Linked DNA regions of Mus musculus: region 1 is linked to region 2. The links are chromatin loops, found by intact Hi-C in ENCODE. Cell type or tissue: left cerebral cortex. All regions are shown on one strand.

Region 1 (2,500 bases), 87 kb after region 2:
ATCACCTGCATTGACACAGGGGCACAAAGGAGTGATGAAGGACAATCCCCATGGGACTTTGACTCCTTCATGAAATCAGAAGAAAGCGTCTGAGGCCCTGTCCTCTGGTTTCCATGGAGCCTGTGCTCTGGTCTTTTCCCGGGAGCAGGCCTTTGGGTCTAGATCTGATTGATCATTGGGTTTTGAGAACCAAAGTGCAGCATCTAAGAAACTTAGGATTGGACTAACCGGACATTCCATTTGCTCTAGTACCCCTTAACATGTTTCTTGAATCCTATGCTGATTTGCTCAACACGTATTTAAGAATGCTTTAAGAAGCACTCGGTGTTTCCCACCTGTTCCACAGACCCTGAAATATAGCAGCAGAGAGTGAACCAGCAATGGTCTTTCCCCAGGAAGCCAATATTCTAGTAGAAGGAAAGGAACTTAGGGGAAATCTATAGATATGTTATATTCTAGGGGCCAAAAATTAAAATATGCCAGGAGAATATGTAAAGTCAGGATAGCAGTAGGAGGCCTTTGTGAAAAGGTGATTATGGGGAAAATATTTGAACCATACCAGAAAAAAACAGCAGATGCAAACAGCTGACTGCAAGCATACTCAGGGCATGTTCAAGGACAGGCATTGATGGTGGTATGGCTGGGGCAGAGACTGTGAGTGAGGAGGACTGGAAAATGAGGTCAGGGAGATGGCACGCTGCTGGAACACAGTTAAGACTGGAGCCCTTGAGTATTCTGAAAGCTTGTGAGAAAACTCTGAAAGTCTTGTGACCTAAGTTTCTTCAAAACACAGAACTGTTCTTGGAATGCGTTTCCGTGCTCCTCCCCGGTATAGCAAATAGGAGTGAGCTTACTTTAGCTGTTGTTGTTCATATATCCATATTGGAAACACATGTTCTTGTCCACGTGCTGCCTGTCCTTGTGATTGTACACTTTACTCAGTTGACTTCTCTTAACCCTAAGAGTGTAAACTGTCTTATGCTCTGAATAAAGTTGGCTATTGCATGAGACTTTAGTTGCCTTTCTTTAGATCCTGCTTTCCCAGGGACACGCTGTTTTTAGAGAGGTAAAAGCATGCCTTCAGACCACTTGGAGCTTTACAGGGCCCAAGTGTAAGGATGCAGTGGTGGATAGAATAGAGCAGCTGTAGGGCAGCAGTTCTGTCTCCCGACTCTGACTGGAGCCCTGCAGAGACAGTGGGCAGGGTTTCACACTAGGAAATAAATAGCCTCAAAGGCTATTTATTCCATGCATATCCTGCCCCCCACCCTCTTCCCCCGCCTAGGGAGAGGGGTAAGGGAAAAGGGGTGTGGATTCAGGGAGCCTGGCTGCTGACTCGCTGTAAACCTCCTTCCCATCCTCAAAAGATAAAAAGAACAGACCCTGGTCCTGCCACTTCCATTGTCTTCAGAGAACTGACATGCACTCCCTATTCCTAGTGTTGGGGGTCTCAGCTCTCCTTGGGAGCCCTGCCACACTGTTTCAGCTTTACCTCTCAGTCTACAGCATTAACAACTCTTACAACAAACTCAATCCTGGAGTATCAGTGTCAGCGTCCTCTTGAACCCTCTCCCATCCCATTCAAAACCCCACAGTAAGGACTTTCCCTTTTATGCTGTGTAGAACAATGAACCTTAGAGAATTTTGAGGAGAGGGGTGAACTAATATAGCTTGGACTTTAACTAGATCACTTTAACTCTTGAGTGGATAATAGGCTGGAGAACAAAGACAGATATTAAAGAAAGGTAAGAGAAAGAGATAAAAGAGAAGAGATCTGGGGTGGTGGTAGGATAGGTGGTAAAAAGTGGCTGTGTTAGCAATCAGGCATTTCCTCTGGCCTGCCCTCAGGGACTTACAGGCAGCTTTAAGCTATGTCTGGGTGCAATACATGCAGCTGTCTCCCGTGCATAGATAGATAGATAGATAGATAGATAGATAGATAGATAGATAGATAGATAGACAGACAGGATATATCATATATATGATCATATAGATAGATCATATATAGATTCTCTCTATATTTATAGATCTCATATATTTGTTCAAAATCACCCCGGGTATGTGCAGATCACTTAAAACTCTCCCAGATGATTATTACAAGACTTTTCACTAAGGATGCTTTACTGAGCATGCTCACAAAGATCTTCTGCACAGTACGGATGGCCAAGCTACAGTTGGTGGCAGGGTTATATAACTCCTAATTCACTATGCATATGCAAATAGTTTTAATATACCTGCCTCATACTTTTGAAAAGGAGAGGGGGAATGGCAGGGAAATAGCAGCCCATTAGGGGAACCTGTGCTTTAATTATATTATTCTCTTATAAAAAGAAAAAGCAAAGAGAAATATCCACTAAAAACAGGAAATTTTGAGATGGAGGAAAGTGCATAATTGCTGGGCTGTGGGGAGGCGGCCTAAAACAGATGGTGTTTGATGCACTAATTTAGGACTGTCCTAGGATATAATTATGTTCAGTTCGGCTTAGCAACCCATGTCAAA
Region 2 (2,500 bases):
CAAAGAAACAAAAACCAAAACAAACAGCAGCAAAAATGAAGGAACAAAACAAAACTGAATAGTTCTGAGGTGAACCAGCCACCCACTGCATGGGCCAATCAGATTACAGAGTCCTCCTGGAAGAGACTTGGCTTTATGTCCACGCTTTCCCTAAATGCTCTGTCTGATCCTTGGGTGGGACTTTGATACAAGCTTGACAGAACACAAAAGTAAAGCTATTTATTGCCTTGGCTGTTATCACCCATGTCGGGAATTGTTACAGCCATTAGCTTTGTCTGAAGAAGCTGCAGGGCTTCCCAATTATCCTGGAGAAATAAAAAGAAAGGTTCCTCTTTCCCAGCCGTGTGCTGCCTCAATTATATTCCAAAGCCAGGATCTGACCATCTCTTCATGTAAAACTGTTCACGGGGCTCAAACTTCATAAAGATAATCAGATCAAGGAAGCCACTGGCTACCCAGGATGAAACTCAGACTCTCCCCACATCTTGCTTCTTCCAGCTGCTCATCTGTCTGCACCACACCTACCATCACAGCCTAAGAAGGAGAGATCTCTTTAACTCTGAATTCTTTGGCTAAAGGTCTTAGAGTCTTCTACTCCAGCTTGGATTTTTTTCAACTAGAAAATGGGAAAGAGAAAGAAGGGAAGACAGAGCAAGAGGCACAAGGAATATAAATTCAGGGAAAATACGATGTGCCTTTTAACTTTCCAAAATAGTATCTGACCTTTCTGCTTATGTAAGAGAGTTTGCAGCTGAACGGCCCAAGCTGTGTACGCCCTATGGATCAGGCAAATTTGGGCATGTCTGAGAAGTGGTTAGGTGGATCCACCAAAGCTCCTCGCATTGAAGGGAATTAAATCATCTTTAAGGAACAGAAGGGTGGGCTTCAATTCTCATCCAGAAGTCATGGTTATCAGCCCCTGTGTAACCATGCTGGGATAGTCACCGGTGTGCCGTACACCATAGGAATTCTCCAAGGAAAGGGGGCTTTAACTGTACATATTATTCATGAGCTTTGCAAACTTGTTCCCTTGTGTTTTCATTTGGGGATTACCATAGGAAAAGAGCAATGGAAAAAAAAAAAAAAGAAAGAAACCCTATATTTCCGAAATTGCCAAAACCAGGAGGAGCATATGGCTGTGGCTTTCAGATGGTGGGTGGACAGAGGGTTGGCGGCTCCCTGAGGGTGTGACTTCCTGGTGGAGCATGCTGGAACATATTGCCTCATCATGGTCAGGAGGGAGTCATTTCTGTAACTGGGAATCTGAACCAAGAAAGGAACAGCTAAGGATGCTACTCTGAAGGTCAGAGTGCCCAGGGTGTATACCACAGACACTTACTAAACTCCACGGAGGGAGCCTGTGGGACAGCAGAGGTACTGAAACTTTGTGGTGGGGGCTGAGGACCATAGGCCATACACCAGCTACCTTATAGCATGACCTGGGAAACCCCACTTGCAGGAAGTGTTGACGAGAGCTGCACGCATTACGTTAGACTGTCTAGAGTACATGGAATAGCAATCAATAAAAGGTAAGCATAAATGTGTTTCTTCCTGGGGTTTGGGTCAGTTCAATCCTTTCCAAGTAACATAAAAATCATAAAGGGAAAGCTGGGGCACACTGTGAGTTTTGGAGGAAGAGGACACGTCTGAGGCAGAAATGGAAGCCATGTGACCTTTTATAACATATGGGTGGGAGCACTGCGTTCTCATGAATTTTTTGGTTCATTGAAAGTAATAAACCAAAACTTCAAGATTCCACACTCAGGAGGCTCAGGTAGGAAGATTGCAATGAGTTCCAGGTCAAACTGGGCGACACAGAGTTCTAGGCCAGCCTGGACTACAGTGTTCCACTCTCTCTCAACAAAGCAAAACAAGAGAAGACAATATATACCACCACCACTACCAACACCCCATATGCTGCAGTGTCCCTTATCCTTGTGTGGTGGATACATTCTAAGATCCCTCATGGCTACTAGAAACCACAGTTAGAACAAAATCCTATAGTTATCTTATTTTTCTTATACATAGATACCTAATGCTTAATTCATATGCTACACATAGGAAGACATAGATATCACTAATGAATAATAACAAACTTGGACAGACATGATATACTTTAGTAAGAGTTACATGATTCTGATTTTTCTCTTTCAAGTCTTCTCATCATATCCTACGGGAGTTTTGGACCAGGGTTGGGAATTAACTGAGTAGGGAGGGAAACTATCCTAATTTTACCAGTTGGGCCTTAAAGTAAACAAGGATATCTTGCCAAATTATGAAACCCCTTCCCCATTTTATTTTCTGAGAAAAATTGTCTATTCTCCAGTGTCATTTCCAAGGGAAAACCAAAGCATAGAGCCGAGCATGGTGGGATACATTTATAATTGTAGAATCCAGAAGACGGAGGCTGAAGGATTGGGAGTTCAAGGTCAGTATGAGCTACATAGTGAACCTGAGACTAACCTGGCTTCAACAAAAAAAGACCTTGTCTCAAAACCAG

What was found. Hi-C counts contacts between places; a loop is a spot of excess contacts. Peaks named below come from ENCODE experiments on the same cell type or tissue, not always from the same donor. Only the 100,000 strongest peaks of a DNase experiment are listed, where the experiment ranks them.
Region 1: it touches region 2 in a loop (4-fold over the local background); 3 of 42 quality-filtered maps call a loop at or near these places.

Annotation. Positions count from the first base shown.
Region 1 is chr9:53,256,761-53,259,260 of GRCm38, reverse strand. No RefSeq gene overlaps it. Among named protein-coding and RNA genes, the nearest start is that of Ddx10, 9.9 kb to the right of the region's middle. In left cerebral cortex, no CTCF peak of the experiment used is centred here; DNase peaks (open chromatin) are centred at 905, 1,227 and 2,316; H3K27ac peaks cover 2,190 bases.
Region 2 is chr9:53,343,572-53,346,071 of GRCm38, reverse strand. All of the region lies in intron 3 of Exph5 (exophilin 5), which reads right to left. Among named protein-coding and RNA genes, the nearest start is that of Poglut3, 39 kb to the left of the region's middle. In left cerebral cortex, no CTCF peak of the experiment used is centred here; a DNase peak (open chromatin) is centred at 1,178; H3K27ac peaks cover 303 bases.